Linked DNA regions of Homo sapiens: regions 1 and 3 are each linked to region 2. A link is a contact called in ENCODE Hi-C or POLR2A ChIA-PET data. All regions are on one chromosome and are shown on one strand. Each heading gives the region's core, a stretch centred on a gene start or an enhancer-like site at or near the end of the contact. The rest is flanking DNA. Distances are from core to core; before and after follow the strand shown. Region 1 overlaps ALG9 (ALG9 alpha-1,2-mannosyltransferase). Region 2 overlaps LINC02762 (long intergenic non-protein coding RNA 2762). Region 3 overlaps DIXDC1 (DIX domain containing 1).

Evidence for each region. Hi-C counts contacts between places; a loop is a spot of excess contacts on that map. ChIA-PET counts read pairs that join two places held with the same protein, here RNA polymerase II (POLR2A). Pooled maps may share reads with other maps.
Region 1: a pooled map shows a loop between it and region 2 (5-fold over the local background). The contact joins two enhancer-like sites. A Hi-C loop is called at or near these places in 5 of 50 pooled maps. POLR2A ChIA-PET finds 5 or more read pairs at or near these places in 3 of 52 experiments (HEK293, HepG2 and activated CD4-positive, alpha-beta T cell).
Region 3: a loop to region 2 is called in a pooled map, with 4 times the contacts of the local background. The contact joins two enhancer-like sites. A Hi-C loop is called at or near these places in 1 of 37 single-sample maps with no recorded cell type and 5 of 50 pooled maps. POLR2A ChIA-PET finds 5 or more read pairs at or near these places in 2 of 52 experiments (Panc1 and endothelial cell of umbilical vein).

What each region holds. Positions count from the first base shown.
Region 1 is chr11:111,838,979-111,843,457 of GRCh38, forward strand. ALG9 (ALG9 alpha-1,2-mannosyltransferase) reads right to left here. Exons shown (of 15, transcript NM_024740.2): 10 at 1,677-1,831. Among named protein-coding and RNA genes, the nearest start is that of ALG9, 30 kb to the right of the region's middle. RefSeq lists an enhancer at 24-525. Within about 2 kb of position 2,658, at least 7 of the 41 ENCODE cell types and tissues checked have a DNase peak (open chromatin) inside an H3K27ac peak, as active enhancers do.
Region 2 is chr11:112,278,668-112,282,665 of GRCh38, forward strand. All of the region lies in intron 1 of LINC02762 (long intergenic non-protein coding RNA 2762), which reads left to right. Among named protein-coding and RNA genes, the nearest start is that of LINC02762, 9.9 kb to the left of the region's middle. RefSeq lists an enhancer at 1,675-1,764. Within about 2 kb of position 1,969, at least 9 of the 41 ENCODE cell types and tissues checked have a DNase peak (open chromatin) inside an H3K27ac peak, as active enhancers do.
Region 3 is chr11:111,993,587-111,998,080 of GRCh38, forward strand. It overlaps DIXDC1 (DIX domain containing 1), which reads left to right. Exons shown (of 20, transcript NM_001037954.4): 13 at 1-2; 14 at 83-154; 15 at 1,433-1,522; 16 at 1,817-1,978; 17 at 2,494-2,560. Among named protein-coding and RNA genes, the nearest start is that of DLAT, 30 kb to the right of the region's middle. Within about 2 kb of position 3,210, at least 3 of the 41 ENCODE cell types and tissues checked have a DNase peak (open chromatin) inside an H3K27ac peak, as active enhancers do.

The sequences.
Region 1 (4,479 bases), core at 1,408-3,907, 440 kb before region 2:
AGAAACTACTTACAGAAAGCAATTTTCCAATATATAACAAATGGCATAAATCTGTTTGAACCTTTTTCATATTTTTTGGAATCTATCCTGAGGAATCAATCTAAATATCTAAATGAAGATATTTATCCTAGCATAATACTGAATAAATGAGCAACCTAAATTCTACCATGAATTATATCCAATAATTACATTATATAAAGTCAAGTCAATATATTACATATTACATAATAATGCTATATATTATATCCAACTCAGAACATTCTACAGCTACTAAAATGATAAGCACAGAGAATGTTACAATATTAAATTAAAAGGGATATAAAGTGGCTGGGTGCGGTGGCTCACGCCTGTAATCCCAGCACTTTGGGAGGCCGAGACGGGAGGATCACAAGGTCATGAGATCGAGACCATCCTGGCTAACACAGTGAAAACCCCGTCTCTACTAAAAATACAAAAATTAGCCGGGCGTGGTGGCGGGCGCCTGTAGTCCCAGCTACCCGGGGGACTGAGGCAGGAGAATGGTGTGAACCCGAGAGGCAGAGCTTGCAGTGAGCCGAGATTGCGCCACTGCACTCCATCCAGCCTGGGCGACAGAGCAAGATTCCGTCTCAAAAAAAAAAAAAGGGGGGGGGGGATATAAAGTTACATGTATACTTATTATTACAACTATAACAAACCTTGGTATATGATATACAAAAATGCTGGGAGGAGTTTTTGTTAGGTTAATGTGACTAATTTTTCTTTTACTACTTCCTAAATTATCTGCAATAAAGTTCAATTACTTTTATAATTAAAATTATTTTTTAAAACTATCACCTAATATTGATGAACCTTGAAAACATTATGTTAAGAAAAGCCAGTCACAAAAGACCACATATCATATGTTTCCATGTATAGGAAATGTTCAGAATAGGCAAATCTATAAGAACAGAAAGTAGATTAATGGTTACTTAGGGCTGGTGAGAGATGAGAAAGGGAATGGGGGAACAATAGCTAAAGGGTACAGGGTTTTTGATCTAAAACTGACTGTGGTGACAACTGCACACATCTGTGAATAGACTAAAAACCACTGAATCATACCCTTTAAATAGGTAAACTGTATGGTTTGTGAATTATATCTCAAAAAACCTGTTAAGAAAAAAACCTATCATCCTAATTATTTTTTTTCTGCCAACTGCAAATGGTAGCAGAGGGCAATACAGGGTTCTGAGGCTACTGAAGCCGTAAGTACAGAGATATTCAAACAGAGTTAAGATGAGCTCTGCCAGAGAATTGACCTGGGCAGGTTTTCAACCAGGATTACAAAGTGCCCCATACTGTGAACTGCCTGCTGTGATCCCAAACTCTTGAGCAAGTTTTGTTATGATCTAGCAGTTCAAAGAGCAGACATTCCATTACTTCTGCCACAGAATGGAATTCTGCAATTGGATTCCTGTTGGTAACAGAGGCAAAGTAACACACAAATTAACACTGCAAACATGTAATCAGCAAATACAAGTATGGTAAACAGCTAAGCAATCAATATAAGAAGGTTTAATAATATGATCTATATCAGGTTTAATGTTATGGATAAAATATCTTAGGTGGAAGCATTCTGTAATTTGCACTTAAGTTTGTGAGCAATTATTTAATAAGTAAAAAAGAATGAGGCAGATACACTTCTCCCTGAAACTCACCTGAAGTGCAGAGAGAGCCACAGCGCCACAGAGACATATAAGTGGATACACAGGGAAAAGAAATCTCTCCTCTTTGTGAGGCTGGATGAAGAAAATTATAAACCAAATATACATTGGAGCCAAGGTAAGCCAATACGGGTGGCCTAAATTCTGAACTGCAAGACACAGAAAAATACCCATCTTTCATTATATTAGAACAAAACAACATATTTAGTTTTAGTGTTATCTTGATCTCAAATTTAGGAGTATGCCCTAGGACACTCCATAGAATGTTTCTACTCTTGTATTCACACTTTCTCCAATGCCATAAAGGCATCAAAAGGAGAGAAGAATATACTCCTTAGCTCTCCCAAGAGATCTAAACTCTAACAACAAGCACAATACTAGATTTGGTTAGGACACATATAAATGTCAAGTTAATGGCTAATAGAACTTAATAAATTCTACGTTAGATGAAGGAAAAATAAGCCGTCTCCTTTAATGAGTCCTGCCACTAAGACGAAAAGTTCCTGAGTTTAACCAAAAGCATAACATAAATTCATTTCTGGGGTTTTAATTCCAATGTTCTGTTTAATTGGTGTCTCTTATCTATACACCAATCAGTCTGTTCAAATAGCCATGGATCAAAGGAAAACAAAATTGTTGGATTCTCAAATTCATTACTGGTTTTCATCAAGCCACAAATGACGGAGTTTGTTTCAAGGCAAACATAAAAATGCTCTTAAAGGAAGTTCAGTGATTGTTTTCTCTCCATTTTGCAATACTCATCCACTCCGGATCCCCAAATTGGAACAAAAATGTACTTAAAGCATGTGAAAGAATTAAAGGAATGTAATGAACACTAAAACCCAAGAACCTGCTGGAAAGTTCCCGTGGTTAGGTACATGAGAAATGAGAGATAAGCCTGCAACCCACAGTGAAGGCATCTCCTACTGCGTTTACAGGAGTGATAATGAGCAACGCAAATGCGGGCAAATGGTAGATAGACAGCGCCCCCTGGTGTCCACCATGTTAACAGTAAGCCAGTTTACAAGATCAGGATTATCGTCAAGATCCACTTTAGCTATGCCTAATTTAGCATTCCTAGGCTATCACTTTCACTGTAGAAATTCTTTAAGGATAAAAATTCTTGAACTACAATAACAAGATTTTGTTTCAACTTTTGCTCTAAGACATTATGGGATTTTAGATAATAATTTAGAATATATACCTTTCTAGGTAGTATATTTTAAGGGGGAGGTTTTTTGTTTTTTGTTTTCTGAGACGGAGTCTCTCTCTGTCACCCAAGCTGAAGTGCAGTGGCACAATCTCGGCTCACTGCAACCTCTACCTCCCAGGTTCGAATGATTCTCCTGCCTCAGCCTCCTTAGTAGCTGGGATTACAGGCATGCATCAACACACCAGGCTAACTGTTGTATTTTTAGTGGAGATGGGGTTTCACAGTGTTGGTCATGCTGGTCTTGAACTTCTGACCTCAGGTGATCCACCCGCCTCGGCCTCTCAAAGTGCTGGGATTACAGGCGTGAGCCACTGTGCCTGGCCTAAGGTGGGGTTTTTTAATTAGAAGAAAATAAATCCACTTATTGTCCACAAGTAAACAGTCCTTTTCTCTTCTGTACCTTAAAGGCTAACGAGTAATCTTTTTTTAATAAGGCAAAAAATTTTGAAATGTCCTCCATAAAATATACAAAATCACAACCACAGCTAGATATGATGAAATCAAGAGTAATTTCTTTCCTGCTTCTTAATAATTTTCTATGGTTTGGGGGACTTTTTTTTTCTCTTGAGACAGGGTCTCGCTCTGTCACCCAGGCTGGAGCATAGTGGCACAACCATGGCTCACTGTAGCCTTGACCTCCTAGGCTTAAGCAATCCTCCCACCTCAGCCTCCCAAGTAGCTGGGACTACAGGTGTGCATCGCCATGCCCGGTTAATTTTTTAATTTTTTTCGTAGTGACAGGGTCTTGCTATCTCACCCAGGCTGGTCTTGAACTCCTGGGTTCAAGCAATCCTCCCACCTCGTGCTCCCAAAATACTGGGATTATAGGCATGAGCCACTGTGCCTGGTCTTTTTTCTCTTAAAAAAGTATTGGTTCTATTCTAAAATCACATAAAAATATAAAGAAAAAAACAGAAAATGTTTTCTTACTAGGTAGATATGTGCATACATTATGCATTTTAAACCAATATTTTATACTTAAAATTTTATCATACTGTAGAGAACAGCTTAATATCCTGTTTTTTTACTGACGTTACAAGCATTTCCAAATTTTCCACAAGCATAAATAATTATTATTGTTGTTTTTAAAAACAGAGACACAGGTCTCACTATGTTGCCCAGAGTGGTCTCGAACTCCTGGGCTCAAGCAATCCTCCCACCGTAGCCTCCCGGGCAGCTGGAACTATATGCACGTGCCACTGCTCCCAGCTATCATAAATTATTTTTATAGTCAGAAAAATAGCTATTTTCAAAAAAAGAAAAAGTGATCCTTAAGAAATAGAAGGGATAGAGGAATAAGTTAACACCTCAAGGGAGCAAACAGCTGAGTCTAAAATGTGGGACATTATGCAAGATGATGGCCTGGTTTCTTTAAAGAAATCTTCGAAAGAAAAAAAGTAAGATGGGGGTCTTCTTAAAAAGCTTAAGAAATATAACACTAAATTCAGTACGTGACCCTTGTTGAGATTCTGCTTTAAACTAACTATAAAAGGCTATTTTTCAGACAATCTAGGAAATCAATGGGTATTAGATGATATTAAGAAATTACTGATAATTTTATTAGGATAATGGCATTATGGCTAC
Region 2 (3,998 bases), core at 719-3,218:
TCATTTTACTGTTGGGGAAACAGAAGCTCTGAGAAGGAAAGTGACTTGTCTAAAGTAATAAATCAATTAATAGCAGGTTTCACATTCCTTGAACCAGTACTTTTTCAATCTACTAGTCTCTCTTTGAGGACACGGGGCTCAAGAGAGGGGCTGCTTTAGTCCCGGATAGGCCCCAAACCACTAGTGTCATCAGTAGAATGTCCCTTCCTGACTCTCCCAGGAAGCAACTTTTGCTTCTTTTCCCCTCCCAGGCAGTACAGTGCTAACCTAGGAGAAAAGGGTCATGGGGACCTGCACACGTGTTCCTGGTCCTCTCTGTGAGTGGACCCCAAGGGGTGCTCCTCAGCAGGCCAGCGGCATGTGCTATTTGGACATTCACCCTGTGTGGATGACAGCATTATGCTTCCTTTTTCTCTTATCAGCTTCAATGTATGCATGTATGTCATGCTGCTTCTGAATACTAATTTTGTCTGGATTGATTCATGTTCAGAGTGTTGGTGCTGCTGGCTGCTAGGCTTAGCATGAGGTTCTTCCTGTGTTTTGTAATTTTGGATTTGCAGGCTCATGTGGAATGGGAGGCTTTTGGATTTTTTCTTCTTTCTCTTCTGATTGTTCAACTGCACCTGTCTAGAGGTTTTGCAGTTGCTTCCTCCTGTCCCTCTGAACCCCAGGTCTAGAAACGCCTCATGAAGGTGGCTGGTGACAACAGATACTGGAGACAGCACAGTGGGTGGCTTGTCTCAGTTCCTGGAAGGGAGGCTTTGTCCTTCCCCTCCCCGGGCCCATGGCTCCCCAGGAATTTGTAACCCCAGGTAGCACTGGGCAGCCGTCCTGGAGCTTCAGCCTTGCTCACTGCTTTGGGTTTATCTTCCTTTTCTGATCCAAAGAGATATTCATACATATTTTTTTCAGCTCAACTATATCTTTTTTTTTTTTTTTAGAGACAAGTTCTCATTCTGTCCCAAGGCTGGAGTGCATTGGCACAATCATAGCTTACTGTAACCTTGAACTCTTGGGCTCAAGCGATCCTCCCTCCTCAGCTTCCCAAATAGCTAGGACTGCAGGTGCTTGCCACCACACCTGGCTATTTTTTTTTTTTTTTTTTTTTTTTTGTAGAGACGGGGCTTTGCTATGTTGCCTAGGCTGATCTCAAACTCCTGGCCTCAAGCAATCCTCCCACCTTGGCTTCCCAAAGCACTGGGATTACAGGTGTGAGCCACGGCAGTGGGCAGGAACTATATCTTTTGGTTTTCTCTTTTTATACTTTATGTACTATTGCAATGTGTTTGGAATAGCGGAGGTGCAACCAATCCAGATTCATTGTGCTATCTCGACCTAACAGGTGGTCTTTTGGTTGAGGGTGGGCACTTGGCTCTCAGGGATTGGCTCTGAAACCTCAGTGGTAAGGCGTCTTCCAGAGCAGCGGCGCCCCCTGGTGGCACGCGGTAGGATGGGCGGCAAAGAAGCACTCGGCGTGGGCGGGGCGGGTGGGGGTCGCAAGGCCACTTCTCTCCTTCCTGCAGGTTCTCAGAGATGGAAGGTGTCTTAGAGGCGGTGAGACCAACTGCCCACACAGTGTGGTCGCCCATCTATGCCACACCCAAAAATGGTCAGTGTCAGCTGGATCCACTCCACAATTTGGTCAGCTGTGTTTCCAAGGAGCCCTTCTTGTACTGAGTGGTTTCTCCTTGTAGCTCTCAGCCATGGGTCCTAGTTCCGCCATTTGAAGCCGCGCATAGCAAATGTGGCCCTTCTCCGTATTCTCTCAGATGTTTGAGGGCAGCATTAGACATTTCTTCTTCCGGCTCTCTTTCAGCCGGCCCCTCCAGACGATGGCCATTCCTGTTGCCTTGGTCCGCAGGAACGATGGGTTATGCATGAACTTTGTAGAACATGGCCTTGTCTTCACCAACGCGGAGGAGAGCCCGTTCGGTTCCAGAGAGGATGCTGCCTCATCTCGTCTCTAAAAGAGGAGGAAGGGGAGCAGGTCCCTTCACGTTCTCTGGTCTCAGCTGAGAACTCTCCCTGGAAGTAGCGGGCCGTGAAATGTTTCACAAGGTAGCATCTCCCTCTAGTGGCCACCATGGTCTATTTCAAGATGCTTTCCTCCCTTCCCCTGGCCCTCGCTTCTCAAGGTTTTTTTTTTTTTTTTTTTTCCCCCACCTCAAAAAGATCCACTGAGATGTGACAGGGTGAGCTGTAGATTGCAAAGTCCCCTATCTGGCCTTCTGACTAAAATGAACTGATTCTGCAATGGTGACTGGTGAGACAGAACTCAGATTCAATTTCTATGTTTCTCATGATTATCCTAAGCCAAAATTTGCAAATGGTTATACACATGTTAATTAGTATTATTCCCAGAAACTGTAAAATAATTGTTCTTCTTTTAGGTGGTTTCCTTATTGATTGGCTTTTTTTGTGTGTGTGACTTTCTCTGTCCATCTCTACTTGCTAATGGTTGAACTGAGGTGGTTTTTTTTTTTTTTTTTTTTTGAGACAGGGTCTCACTTTGTCATCCAGGCTGGAGTGCAGTGGTATGATCTTGGCTCATTGCAGCCTTGACCTCCTGGGATCCAGCGATCATCCCACCTCAGCCCCCAAAATAGCTGGGACTACAGGCATGTGCCACCACACCTGGGTAATTGTTTTGCATTTTTTGTAGAGATAGGGTTTCGCCATGTTGCCCAGGCTGGTCTGGAACTCCTGAACTCAAGCGATCTGCCCGCCTCGCCCTCCCAAAGTGCTGGGATTACAGGTGTGAGCCACCGTGCCCGGCCGGGTTCTTTAAGCGGCAATAACCAGATGCCTTCACACACCAGTACAAGTGAAGTTGGGGAGGTAGCTGGAAGGAGAAGGGAGCAACAAGGGAGCAAGAATGTCCACAGAGCCTGCATTTGGATCTGAGGTTACACTCCAGCAGGAGTCCTGGATCTTTGCTCTGGCTCTCCCCCAGTAAGGCGACCTGGCTTCTGTGAGCAGGTCCTCCATTCTCCGCTCGCCACTGGCAGCTCCCTTGCCTTGTTTTCTGCACCTGCCTCTTCCCTGCGCCACAGCTTCTGCTGATTCATAACTTTGGTTTACCCCTCACTCACTGTGGTCCCTTCAGCCTCTCTCCACTTGCTGCACTCCAGGACATTTCAGCCTTGGCTCCCGCCACCAACGGACTGATTTTCTTGACATTTTCCAGTTTTGCTTTCTGAGATAGAAATCTAATTGACACACCCTTCCCCTTTTTCAGGTGCTGGGCCACTTCAAAAGTCTCTAGCCAGCCAATGAATGAGCTGTTTGGGAGTCTGCTTCCTGTTGCAATTAGCTGGGCAGGGGAGAGTGTGCCATAAAACAGAACTGCCCTGCTGGGAAGTACCTGTGGCAGGGGATGAGGGCAGGCGGTTTCCTTTAAATGGGGATGTAGGTGCGGCACATTATAGAGCTATCCCATCTGGGAGCTCACATGTAGCAGCTGTGAGTTGGAACCCTTGTCTGGGAGCTGGGTGATTTGGTCTGCATTGAAGGGGGCTAGGAGCTCCCAACAGCATGGAAGTTTCAGGACATCTTGTGGTGGGATTCATCTTCTCCATTTGTCCTGCTGTGTTTCTCATTTTCATTGTATGATCAGTTTCAAGGAGAGGCACAAAGAATGGCTTGTGTGCCCCTGAGAGGGGCGTCATCAGGACTTACTTTGTGGACAGGTTGGTTGGGTGATGAGGTCCAATGTCATATTAAGGCAGAGGAACTAGGGAGTGGGGATGGCAGCCTACAGCTGGTTAACAGGGCAAATTTGGTTGAATTTGGAAAATGGTACCATTTCTTTCACACACCCCACTGACATCTTCTAGAAAACTGCTGTAGGAACTAGAAAAACCTGTGATGACCATGATGTGAAAGGAGCCCAACAGTGTTGTGCAATGCAAAACTTGCACCGCTGTTAGTAGCTGCCTTACCAGGATCAAGCTGCACACCACATCCATCTCAGCCTGCCTTGCATCTGCGAGTGTCCT
Region 3 (4,494 bases), core at 1,960-4,459, 280 kb before region 2:
AGGTCAGAACATATTCAGCCACTGACTTCCCTGCCTCTTTGGCCCAAAGAAATCATTTTCTGATTTAGTGTCTATTTTGCAGGTGGATCTAGAGCGAGAGCTAGAACACAAAGATGTCCTCTTGGCTCACTGTATGAAAAGAGAGGCAGATGAGGTAACCTAGACCCCGTGTTCTCCCTCCCACATTTATGAAGCAAACGGGGAGATTGTGTTTCTGACTCAGAGCTGAACCAAGGCCACAGGCTTGTTTGTTAGGAGGCTCTATGATGAGCTAGTTAAAAGTGCAGGTTCCAGAATAAGAAAATCTGGTTTCACGTTCCACCTTTATCACTCCTACATTCTGTGGCCTTCAGTTGCTTATCTTCTGAGCCTTAGAAATAGGGCTTATTTGGAAAATGGAAATAATAGTGATTCAGTCTGTCATTATGAAGAGTATATGAGATAATCCACATAAATAACTAAACACAGTTCTGTTGGAGCCACTTGGCATAGAGTCAGGCTCAAAAAATATTCACCATGGCCTGGCACAGTGGCTCACATCTGTAATCCTAGCACTTTGGGAGGCCAAGGCAGGTGGCTAACTTGAGGTCAGGAGTTTGAGACCAGCCTGGCCAATGTGGTGAAACCTCGTCTCTACTAAAAATTACAAAAATTAGCCAGGCGTGGTGGTGGATGCCTGTAGTCCCAGCTACTCAGGAGGCTGAGGCAGGAGAATAGCTTGAACCCGGTGGGTAGAGGTTGCCATGAGCTGAGATCATGCCACTGCACTCCAGCCTGGGTGACAGATCAAAAAACAAAACAAAACAAAACATACATATATATATATATTCATACATACATATATATACACTCACACATATATATACATACACACATATACACATATATACATATATATACACACACATATATACATACATATATAACCATACATATATATGTATATGTGTGTATATGTATATGTATGTATATATGTATATGTATGTATGTATGTGTATATTATGTATGTATATGTATGTATGTATATGTATGTGTATATATATGTATGAATATATATATATGTGTGTGTGTATATATATATATTCACCATTATTTTTAAATTACTGAAGCAAAGCCAGGCAGTGCTGGAGCAGCATTCTGAGGCTCTCCAGTGCTGTGGCAGAGGCTAGGTTGGGGCCTCCAGGTGGAGGTTAGCATTTCCTTTATTCACATCCAACAATGCGTACTAAGTGTCAAGTGCTGGGCATACAGCAGTGACCAAAAGGGGAAAAAAAATCTATACTTAAGAAAGATACATTCTAATAAAGAGAGCCATTAAACAGACAATTATATACTTCATCAGGAAGTGATAAATGTAAAGAAGAAAAATAAGATAGCACATCTGGTTTACAATTCTCCCTTTAACAAGCAACATTTCTTCATGCTGCTGTAGGCGACCAACTACAACAGTCACAACTCTCAAAGCAATGGTTTTCTCCTTCCAACGGCAGGAAAAGGAGCTACTTCAGTCAGCAACAGAGGGGTACGTACCTGGAGTTTTGATGGAGTCCTGCCACTTCTCACTGAAACCAGAAGAGTGCCAAAGCCATGGCCAGTGGATGAGGCCTTTTATATTCCAGTTCCCTAATTCCTGGATCTGTGGAGTGTGTAAAGATGTGAGGCACTTGCTATCCAAAATTAAGAATTAGTGGGCAAACCATAGGCCTGCTTCTGTGGGGGAAAAATCTTCTGGAAACTTCTCTCCTATATCCTTTTAAGCCCAGTGGTTGGGAAGTGGCACCGTGCCATGCCAGCAACACCTTATTTTTGCCCACAGACCAGCGACCTGCAGCTTGTTCGAGATGCTCTCCGCAGCCTGCGCAACAGCTTCAGTGGCCACGATCCTCAGCACCACACTATTGACAGCTTGGAGCAGGGCATTTCTAGCCTCATGGAGCGCCTGCATGTTATGGAGACGCAGAAGAAACAAGAAAGAAAGGTAACCCTCTTGCTGTGGTATCTCTCTTAGGCAAGCTCCTGAGAAAGCTGGGTTTTAAGAATTTTAATTGAGATGAAGGCAGTGTGAAGAGATACAAGACCCTGTTAAAGGTTAGAGTTGTTTTTCTCTATTGTTTTTTCTCTCAGTGGAACTGACTATTCATCATGGTATGACAATCCAGAGAAGAAGTTCATGGTCATACTTGCTCCCAGCAACTGTAGCTGTGTAAAGATTGTGGCTCTTGACCCCACAGGGTCTCCCTTTACGCTTCTTCCCCTCCCACCTACCCCTGATTGAGCTTGGCCTTGGATGAGAAAATATACGGAAAATGCACTGGAAACCAGAAAGCCTTTCATATATATTATTATTGTTAGGATAAATATATTAGATTTTATATGTTGTGGAAGAGATGGTAGAAAAGTATGTAGTATTTTAAGCACACTTTTATGATTTAAATTTCTTGGTTAAGTTCTCTCATTGATCATAACTCTTGTGATTTTTGTGTGGCTCCCCAGGTTCGGGTCAAGTCACCCAGAACTCAAGTAGGTAGTGAATACCGGGAGTCCTGGCCCCCTAACTCAAGTAAGTACCCATTTTTGCTCAGTAGGGACTCCTAGCATATTAGACCAGAAATTTAGTATTTTTCACACTACATTTTGGGGATGTAATTTTTCTTGTAGTACTTCACTTTTATACTATTTTGTTTCTGTAGCAATACTGCAATTGAGTTAGTTCTAAGACTATGAAGACATATGCCATCACCACCCCCAGTGCCATTTAGCCACGTGCAGGCAGGATGCTGTTGACTCAGAGAGGCTAAAATATCTTTGAAGAACACAGAAGCTCAAAAGATTTATGCTGAAAAAGCAAAATATAAAACAACAAAAACACATACATACGTAAATTTTTCTACACTCCCAAACAGCACAAAAAAAATTTCCACTTCTTCCTTGAAGCAAGGCGTTTAATTTCTTTGGAGATATTCTTAAAACTTTGAGTGCTCAGGCCGGGCGCGGTGGCTCACGCCTGTAATCCCAGCACTTTGGGAGGCTGAGGTGGGTGGATCACCTGAGGTCAGGAGTTCAAGACCAGCCTGGCCAACATGGTGAACCCCATCTCTATTAAAAATACAAAAATTAGCCAGGTGTGGTGGCACACGCCTGTAATCCCAGCTACTCATGAGGCTGAGGCAAGAGAATCACTTGAACCCAGGAGGTGGAGGTTGTGGTGAACCCAGATTGCGCCATTGCACTCCAGCGTGGGTGACAGAGTAAGACTCCATCTCAAAATAAAATAAAAACTTTGAGTGCTTAAGGCGTTTAGTTTAAGTCCTGCAAAATGTTTGCACCATCTAATGGCCATGGCTAGGAAGTGTATTTTAACCTGCTCCGTGCCCACTCTATATTTTTTCCCATTTGTTCAAACTTGTTGGAAAGCTACCCTGCCTGGTAATTTCTATTTTAGTTTGTATTTTGCCTTTTGTGGCTTAGTAATGTTCATGTTTTCTTATCTTTTAATCAGGCCTAATCAAAAGGTATCTAATAATTTATAAAAACCAAATAGTAAAAAGCTGACTAGAAACAGTTTTGTATGTTACATATAAATTTTTAAAAGCACATTAAGAAACCTAAAGTAAAAATCTGAAAATACTTGCAAAAATATGAAATGTAAAATTTTTTTGTGGAGTAAATAAAATAGCATTTCAAACCTCTGATCCCAGATATCTTTTCCTCTTGGATGAGGTTATCTATGCTGGGAATGAAACAAATTTTTTTTTTTTAGCGGCGGGGGATGGAGTTTCACTCTTGTTGCCCAGGCTGGAGTGCAGTGGCGCAATCTCTGTTCACTGCAACCTCTGTCTCCCGGGTTCAAGCAATTCTTCTGCCTCAGGCTCCCCAGTAGCTGGGATTACAGACGTGCACTACCACGCCTGGCTAATTTTTGTATTTTTAGTAGAGATGGGGTTTCGCCATGTTGGCAATGAATTATTTTATTACCAGAATTAGTTTCAGTTTCCTTTTCTAGCAGTGTTTCAAAATAGTCATTTCTATTGTTTGTAGAGGATTATTATTATTATTTTATTCATTGATTTCTTCAGATTAGTGTAAACTGCCAATATAAATAGGTGTAAATACTTAGAAATTTCTTTTTTAAGTACAATAAATTCCCCCCCAAAAAATTACTTTGTGCATATATAGTATTTATTTAAAGTACTACAAATAAATCTATAGCTGCTTGAAAACTAAGATGTTAATCTAATGCTTCCAGTGATAACTGTATTCACAAATAAGCTGAAATATCTCTTATCTGAAAATACAAAAATCTGTGTAACTTCTGCCAGCTCTCTAGCTACTGACTTATTTCTCTTACTCCTGTACATCAAAATTCTTAAAAGAAGAGTCTATATTTGCTCTCTTTTCTTCCTCACTTCCTGTTCACTACTCAGCCCACTACAGTCTTTTATCTGTTACTTTGCTTAGTGTTCTTCTTGTTGGGTCTCTGTTGACTTTCTTGTC